Regions from separate parts of the Homo sapiens genome. Here regions 1 and 2 are each linked to region 3. Evidence: chromatin contacts called from ENCODE Hi-C or POLR2A ChIA-PET data. All regions are on one chromosome and are shown on one strand. Each heading gives the region's core, a stretch centred on a gene start or an enhancer-like site at or near the end of the contact. The rest is flanking DNA. Distances are from core to core; before and after follow the strand shown.

Evidence for each region. A loop is a pair of places that touch in the nucleus more often than their neighbours do. ChIA-PET counts read pairs that join two places held with the same protein, here RNA polymerase II (POLR2A). Pooled maps may share reads with other maps.
Region 1: a pooled map shows a loop between it and region 3 (2.4-fold over the local background). The contact joins the enhancer-like site here to the promoter of ISCU in region 3. A Hi-C loop is called at or near these places in 1 of 37 single-sample maps with no recorded cell type and 2 of 50 pooled maps. POLR2A ChIA-PET finds 5 or more read pairs at or near these places in 1 of 52 experiments (OCI-LY7).
Region 2: a loop to region 3 is called in a map of naive thymus-derived CD4-positive, alpha-beta T cell, with 17 times the contacts of the local background. The contact joins the promoter of MAPKAPK5 here to the promoter of ISCU in region 3. A Hi-C loop is called at or near these places in 1 of 168 maps with a recorded cell type or tissue (naive thymus-derived CD4-positive, alpha-beta T cell) and 8 of 50 pooled maps.

What each region holds. Positions count from the first base shown.
Region 1 is chr12:113,085,207-113,087,906 of GRCh38, reverse strand. All of the region lies in intron 3 of DTX1 (deltex E3 ubiquitin ligase 1), which reads right to left. Among named protein-coding and RNA genes, the nearest start is that of DTX1, 30 kb to the right of the region's middle. RefSeq lists a silencer at 994-1,083. Within about 2 kb of position 1,351, at least 9 of the 41 ENCODE cell types and tissues checked have a DNase peak (open chromatin) inside an H3K27ac peak, as active enhancers do; they include OCI-LY7, where a contact is called at or near this core.
Region 2 is chr12:111,840,877-111,843,576 of GRCh38, reverse strand. It overlaps MAPKAPK5 (MAPK activated protein kinase 5), which reads right to left and starts at 1,349. Exons shown (of 14, transcript NM_003668.4): 1 at 808-1,349. The coding sequence starts at 843. It overlaps MAPKAPK5-AS1 (MAPKAPK5 antisense RNA 1), which reads left to right and starts at 572. Exons shown (of 2, transcript NR_015404.2): 1 at 572-2,250. RefSeq lists enhancers at 664-763, 1,494-1,773 and silencers at 854-1,203, 1,284-1,463.
Region 3 is chr12:108,561,260-108,563,959 of GRCh38, reverse strand. It overlaps ISCU (iron-sulfur cluster assembly enzyme), which reads right to left and starts at 1,364. Exons shown (of 5, transcript NM_213595.4): 1 at 1,224-1,364. The coding sequence starts at 1,337. RefSeq lists silencers at 135-184, 1,145-1,264 and enhancers at 875-944, 1,475-1,554, 1,625-1,684, 2,539-2,638, 2,649-2,700.

The DNA of each region.
Region 1 (2,700 bases), core at 102-2,601, 4.5 Mb before region 3:
GATCCCGAAACACTGACAACTGACCCTCCCTTTAGGGCAGCCAAGTCCCCTCCCTCCTCCAAAGTCTGGTCTCCTTATCTCTCCCCTCCCACCCCCAGCAGGCCTAGACTTGTTACTTTCTCTGATGCTAGTTTCCAGGTCCCCCATTGGCCTTGGCCCCCTTCAGGATACCTCACACTTACCCAGCAGACCCCAAAGAGCCCCAGGAGCCTCAGGACTCAGTCATTTGGGGCCAAGTGGGTGAGGAGGGGGCAGAAGTGAGGATGTCACTTTATGGGGAGAAGGAAGTTGAACAGTGCTTTAGGGACCCCCCACCCTCTCCCTTTCTCCTTTCTAGGGGTGTGAGCCTGTCACCTTTCCCCACTTTCAGGGCTGTCTCTGCCTCATAGCTGCCTTCTCCCCCTCCTCCCCCCACAGTCCTGGGGAACACAGCCTGGGGCCAAGTCCCTGCCGCCACCCCCACTGCAGAGACTTGAAGGACATCGCTGCAAGCCCGGGGGACCAGGTGCCCATGGACTCCTCCTCAGCTGCTGTCTGGGGTCCTCACTTCCCCTTTCCTTACCCCAGCACCTCCGTCTGCCTAGACAAACCTCTGAGCTTCTCTGGGCTTCAGTGTCCCCTCTGTGAAATGGGACCCCTTACTTCTGTCTTCTAGACCCCTTACTTCCATGTTCTAGAGATTAAAGGATGTAAAAGTCCCCTCGGGAGACATTTTGAGGTGTGAGTGGTATTGGAGGCTCAGATTTATCTAGAGGTATGGGGGCTGCGGGGGTCACTCTTCAACCCTCCCGGTCCTCCAGCCTGCCCAGCTCTCTGCGGGGGAAGGAACGGGAGGAGATGGTTGGGGGCAGGGAGGACCGGTCAGGTAGGGGAGGGGAGGGCAGGACCGGCTGTTCCCACGGCCCGGGGCAGCCACGTGCAGACAGGAGTGTGTGTGGTTTGGTCTCCCAGGGAGCAGGGCAGGAAGTGCTTCAGGTGGGGGGCAGGGTGGGGGGAGTGTTTGGTTTGACCTTGCAGCAGCGGTGAGGCGGGGTGACAGTCACTGCACACCAGTGGCTAGCGGGGCAGAAAAGTGGGGGAGGGTGGGCAGCCAGGGGCCTGGTGGGGTCCTTGACTTCACAGTGTACCTGTCAGTACTTTAACATTTTCAAACCCCTGAAATGTAATACTTATGGAAGATCTGGAGAAAGAAAATGTGGATTTTTTAAAAATAAAAGCATAAAATCACTGCAAGAAATTTAAAGAAAAAAGGAAAAAAAAGGAAGGAAAACCCTAAAACACACCCACCACAACAAAGTCCCTTTGCCCTTGGCCTCCTGCTTCAGCCCCACTGCGGTCTATGCTCAGCATTCAGAGTGAACCTGTTAAAACAGTCCCACCCGTCTCTCCCAACACACAGCCCTGCTGGTTCCCTTCTCATGCAGAGCAAAAGCCAAAGTCCTAACCGCAACCTTCCAGACCCTGTGTGACCTGGCGCCTTTTCCTCTCTTACTTCTTTCCCACCGATTGCCCTGAGCCTCTCCAACCACACTGGCCTTCTCAGGCACCCCAGACCCACTCTGCCTCAGGGCCTTTGCACATGCTGTTCTGCTGTCTGGCATGTTGGAATGCTCTTCCCCCAGTTCTTTTGCTTTTTTTTTTTTTTCTTGATACAGGGTTTTGCTCTGCCACCCAGGCTGGAGTGCAGTGGCTCGATCTTGGCTCACTGCAACCTGGGCTCAAGGGATCCTCCCACCTCAGCCTCCTGTGTAGCTGGGACTACAGGCACGCACCACCGCACCCAGCTAATTTAAAAAAATTTTGTAAAGGTGGAGTCTCACTATGTTGTCCAGGCTGGTCTCAAATTCCTGGGCTCAAGTGATCCTCCCACCTTAGCCTCCCAAAGTGCTGGGATTACAGGTGTGAGCCACAGTGCCTGGACCATACCTTGCTTTTTAACCTCCTTCCACCTTTGCTCAAGAAGGTATTACCTTCTCCATGAGGCCTTTTCTTCTCATCACTCCCTACATCCTTTCTCTCCTATATTTTTCCTCTGTAGCAGTTACTACTTTCTACCATATTCTACAATTAATTTATTCTGTTTCGTGTTTGTCTCCCACTAGAATGTGAGCTCCAAGAGAGCAAGGACTGTCTGTTTAGTTCACTGCTGTGTCCCCAGGGCCCCAAACAGTGCCTGCCACACAGAAGTTATTCAATAAATATGAATGAATTAATTAAAAAACAGATGAACATATGCTATAAAGGAAAAAGAAACAGCAAACTACAGAAAAGATGGGAGACAAAGGGTTAATGCCCTTAATGCAGGAAGAACACTTGCAAATTAATAAGGAAGCAATAAACAGCTCCAGGGAAGGATAAGCCAAAGAAATACACAAGTAATTGGCAAAAGAAGGAACCACTCATGGCCAGTAAACAGGAAAAAGTTCTCAGGTTCAACTAAGAACCAAGGGTACGGAAACTTAAATGACGTCTCTTTAGGAATTATCAGCTTGGCAATGTTGTACAAATCTGATAGAGATGGGAGGGACAAGGGTGGATTTAAAATGGGAGCAGGCCTGGCTGGGCACTGTGGCTCACGCCTGTAATCCCAGCACTTTGGGAGGCTAAGGTGGGTGGATTGCTTGAGGTCAGGAGTTGGAGACCAACCTGGCAAACATGGTGAAACCCCACCTCTACAAAAAATATAAAAAATTAGCCGGG
Region 2 (2,700 bases), core at 100-2,599, 3.3 Mb before region 3:
CTTAACACTACAAATAAGTAAATAATACATCAAACTTTAAGCGTCAATGTTTAATTTTCATAAGACTAATTTCTTAGCTACAGCTGTCAAGACAGATAACTGGCCCTGAGTGGGCAAAATGTGCCTTTAAAAAAAAAAAAAGTTAAAAACAGGTTTTAGAAAACTTATTTTATTTGTGTAATTTTCGAACACACATTTGCTTTTCTTTTGGTTTAAGTGCAGTTAAGTCACAGGAACTGTTAACTTTTCCTAAGTAAACTCAATGCTTCCTAGGAGAAAGAAGAGGAAAAAGAAAAAGGGGAGAATACACGGAAAAGTGAGGACAACCTATTCCCCAAAGGACAGGTTTTGTACGGCGAACCACCTTTTTCCAACTGCAGATTTCCAGAAGGCTGATTTCAAACAAATCGGGAGGGATGGATAAATTCCAACTCTCCAAGTTCTGTAGACCATCCGGAAGCAAATGCTGGCGGCCTTGGGGAGTGATCGAAACGTGTAGTAGTAGTAGTAGGGCTCTCTTCGTCCCATTCATTGACACTTAATAGTGTCTCCAGGCCACTCACCTCTGTTCCAGCTGAGCACAAATCACACTCACCAGGGAAGCTGGCGGGAGTCGGACACACACCTACACCCACACCCATAACCCTTGGCCCCAGGGCTGTAAAGCGCGATCCACGGAATCCGGGGGAGGCCGAAACCCGGTAGTCGATGGAACCTCTCACTGCAAAATCTCCCTGCTTTTTGAGGCTAGAGCCGAGAAGAACGCCACAGGACAACGCGGGGGAAGAGGGGGCACCTCCCCCTTACCTTGATGGCTTTGTCCATGTCGCTCTCCTCCGACATACTCAGTGGGGCCCCCACAGCCGGGAGAGGCGGAGGCTGCTCAGCAGCCCTGTCCCCGCGCGGCCGAGGGAGCAAAGGGCTCGGCACTCGGGCCCCTGGGCCTCGTGGCGACGGGCAGCAGCCGCCCCTCGGGACCGGTGGGGATGAGGACCCCGGCGCCGGCTCTGCTTCGGCGGGCGGCTCTAGGCTGGCGGCAGCAGCAGCGGCGGAGGCGGCGGCCCCTGGGGACAGGTCTTTGTGCTGGGCCCCACGCGGCCGCCTCCTAGCCTCATCCCCAGCTGGGGAGGCAGGCTCCTGGGGTAGGGCGAGGCGGGGAGGGCCTCGACCCGGGGCGCCGTGCAAGGGCCTCGCGGGGCCGCCGCTTAGACCTGGGCTCGCCAGGTCCTAAAGAAGAGCCTGCGCCTCCGCCTCCGCCGCCTGCACCGCCGCGAAGCCGAAGCCGAAGCCGAAGCAGAGCTCGGCGCCGCTGCTCCCGCCGCCGCCTCAGCGCCACACATCGCCGGGACACCCGCGCCGGGCAGCCCCGCCGGCCGCCCTCACGCACGCGCTGTGCCCCGCGGGAGCTCCAGGCCGCCCCTCCTGCCGCCCAGCTTCGTGACTCCACGGCCCCACGCGCCCCTTGCTGCCTTCCGCTGGGGTTTCCGAGCCGCCCCCGAACCGCGCACCCGACTTGCAGGCGTCCGCCTGGGCCTCCCTAAGACACGCCGCATACAGGACAGGCCCCTGGGCCTTCCGCGGCGATGGCGCTGCGCTAATGACGTCATAGGCCCGGACTCGCGTGAGTGCGCGTGCGTTGGGGCCTCAGCCTTTATCTCCACTCTGCGGAGATTCACGCCTGGAAAACGCTCTTCTGAGAGGATCTGTGGAGGTCAACCCAGGAGAGAGAAGACAGGACTGAAGCACTGAAAGGGTCCTGCCGTTAAGGGCGCAGGATTGTATAGAATATATAATAGCAGTAGCAGCTCTGTTTACGGAGCATTAACCTTACGTGGAGTTATTTCCTGCATTTCCTCCTTTCGTCTTTACAAGGTAGCCGTTTGGCGTCGTGAGGTATGGATGTTCCCATCCCTAATTTGCAAAATAGGTAACTGAGGCTCAGGAGAGCTAGACTAGTTTGTGCACAGCCGAGAAGTGGTCAAGCTAGAATGGGACCCCAGGTTTGTGCTCCCTACTCTCCACCGATAACCTATCAAAGGGCTTTGCAAGAGCTTTTGACTAATCGTCTGTCAATGGTTCTTCATTCACGTATTAATTGCACATCAGTATGTGCCAAATCTACTAGACATTGGAGAAACAGTAGGAACAACACATGGTACCGGCACATGGATCTTTCAGGAAAACGAAGTAGGTAATAAACAGGAAAAAGCCCGAGTCTGATGCTAAGAAGAACATAAACAGGATGCTGAGGTAAGAGAATAACTGGATGTGGGGACTTCTTCGTATTAGATGATTAAGGAAGGAATCTCAGGAGGTAACATTTAAGCTGAGACCCCTGAGGAATGAGAAAGGGCTGGCTATTGGAAATCCAAGGAAAGATTTCTGGGCAGATGGGTAGAAATTTTAAGGTGGAAATAAGCTAAATATGTTCAAGAATCAGCAAGAAGGTCATTGTAGCTGGAGTAGATCGAGTAGGAGGAGACTGATAAAGGGTGAGGTTGGAGGCTGGGCGCGGTGGGTCACGCCTGTAATCCCAGCACTTCGGGAGGCCAAGGCGGGCGGATCACTTGAAGTCAGGAGTTCGAGACCGGCCTGGCCAACATGGCGAAACCCCGTCTCTATTTCAAAAAAAGAAAAAAAAAAGTATAAAAAGGATGAGGTTGGAGATGTGGGCAGGGGCTGCATCATATGTGGCCTTTG
Region 3 (2,700 bases), core at 115-2,614:
ACAGCAGTTTTGTTATTTTCAAATAAAATCCATCCTCAAAGGATGATTACTATTTAAAAATTCTAAAAATAACCATGGCCCAGGGAGGGAAAGCTTTCTTAGAAGCCTTAAGGTGACTGTTACACAGGGAACAATGCTATGGAATGTGTACGTTTATGTGTCTTTTAAAATAAAAACAGTGCCATTACCGTATTTCACAGCCTGTCATCACCCTGGTGCAGCAGCGCACCCTGGCTGCTGAAAGGCTGCTAGTCCAAGTTTCTTCAGGGTGTACCCTCAACAAAACACACCCCCGGGAGGGGGAGGAGTGAAGAAGCCCTTGGAGAAAGGGCAGAAGCCAGATCACAATAAACATCCATTCGAACTGGCACACAGAAGGCCTTAATAACCTTGAGGTTTGGTTACTGGTTAGTAGTAAGCACGCCGATCTTCCAGTCCCCTTTTCCCCCCATCTGACTAAGGATTTTGACTCCAAGTAAAAGGGACCTCAGGATAGTATCTAATGTAGGGGCCTTTTGTGCCACGTTGATTTATGGCATTCTTTAGTTGTTTCTCGAGTGGGAGTCTCACGTCTGGGGGACTTTGTGCCACCAGACAGCAAGGGGCTGCAGACTATGAATCTATCCCTCCTTCCCCGCCAAAAAACCCCCCAAACAAAACAAAAACATTACGCATGTTGGTTACAAGCCTGACTCCCCTATGCACTCCTAAAGCAGTAACAGAAACGGTCTCCTCGTGCTGGGGCCTATGTGCCAGGAACCATGCCAGGACTCCACGCACAGTATCCTTTGTAAGGGACAGCTGAGAGCCCCCCATTTACACCTGGGGAAACAGGTTCAGAGAGGCGCAGTGACTAGCCCAAGGTCATCTGGCCAGGGCAGCGGAGTGGCTGAAGCCGGAGCCCGCTCCGGGGGTGTGTCTGTCCCTGGACTCAGAAAGACAAGTCCCAACAGGACCCTGCCTCCTGGGCTGTTGGCGAATTTAAAATTGGGACGCACGAAGTCGCGGCCAGCGGCGGGGCCCCCTGGAAGTCGCCGCCCGATGAGCGGTAACTGTTGTTTATCAGTTGCAGTGAGCCTCACTGCGCAGCAAGGGAAAGCGAGTCAGGGCAAAGACGTGGGAGGGGACAGCTCCCAGTCCTAGCTGCGCAGAACCCCGCGGCCGCCCCTCCAGCCCAGGCCTCCGCTGAGTCGGCATTCCGCGCGTCCCTCTTTTGTCCCTACCTTCTTGTGATAGAGTCGGGCCGGGGCCGACAGCTCCCGGGCGGGCAGGCGGGGGCTCCGCAGCAGCAGAGCCGATGCCGCCCGCCTCAGACGGAAAGCCCCAGCCGCCGCCATCTTGCCGGCTTGCGCCTGCGCCAGTCCAGAGCGACGCCGAGGGGCGGGGCGCGTCTGCGAGTCGGCTCCGAGCTGGGAGCGCGCCTCTCTGACGTCACCGAAGCTTTGCGCCTGCGCTTTACCGCTCCGTGCACGCGTCCGCCTTCTGGCCCCGCCTTGACCACGCCTCTCGGGGGCGGGCGGGGTCGGGAGCGGGAAGGTCTGAAGTCGCTGGAGGGCTTGTCCTGGGTGCTGGATTCTGGTTGAGACAGGACCTCAGGGCTTCTGCAGTGTGGGGCTCAAGTTCGCTTTCACAAATCCCGCTGCGGGAATGCGGCGCAGAGGAGCACCGAGTCCACTTTTCCTAACCCTATTTTGCAGCTAAGGAAGCCGAGATTCAGGGCAGTTTAGTAAGTCCGTCCAAGGTCGCTAAGGACTTATGTTCAATTAGAATTCGAACTTGGGTAATCCTGGGTTAGAATCCTGGTTCGGTTCCTTCCTGGCTGTGTGTCCCTAGACGAATGGTACCGGCTCGCTGAGTCTGAATCTTCCCTTTTGTATTAATTCGAGGACAATTGCTTCATCATGAAGCCAGCATCTGTGTCGAGTACCTACTATGTGTCAAGGCGCTCTACTAGACCCGGGGATCCAACGGAAAGCAAAACAGACATAATTCCTGCCCATTAAGCCTGCTAATGAGGGAGCAAGGTAGAGATAGAGACACACACCAATACTTTCCTACCTCAAAAATGGGAAGCTTAAGAAGGAAACGAATACCATGTCCTGATTGAAAAAAAATGAATATGTCTATTTTTCTCTCTAAAACAACAGCAAACTCAATTTATATGTCAGTGCCTAGCAATTAAGAATTTCTAAAGAAATGCGTATTAATGTAATTTACTGTTGGTTTGCAGTATGTGATCTTATAAAACCGGAAAACTCACGTGTATTTAACGTCTACTAGGTACCAGACGTTTACATAAAGGGGAGGAATCTGGGAAATGGATTTTTCTCTTGAATGGTGAAATCGATCCTTCCCCGAGGACCTGCAGTTTTCTTTGCGTTTGAGGCGCAGTTGCTGGGGAGAGTAAACCCAAGCGCCAGGTCACACTAGGCGATAAGTAAGGCATTTAATCGAAGAATCACTTTGACCTTCTCAAGATGGCGCCAAATTCTTCACTACAGACATCACTCTCGCTCCATGACTTCCTCTATGGCTTCCACTTCCTGCCCAAAGACCCAACTTCTGTCCGAAGTTGTGACGGAACGCATGCCATTATAATGAGTTTTTATATCTGGTGGGAGCTTTTACAGGGTATAAAATAATGTGAATTTAGTGTATGTGGAGATTTTCCTGTTATCTAAGTTCCCAGTTTCTCTTTCA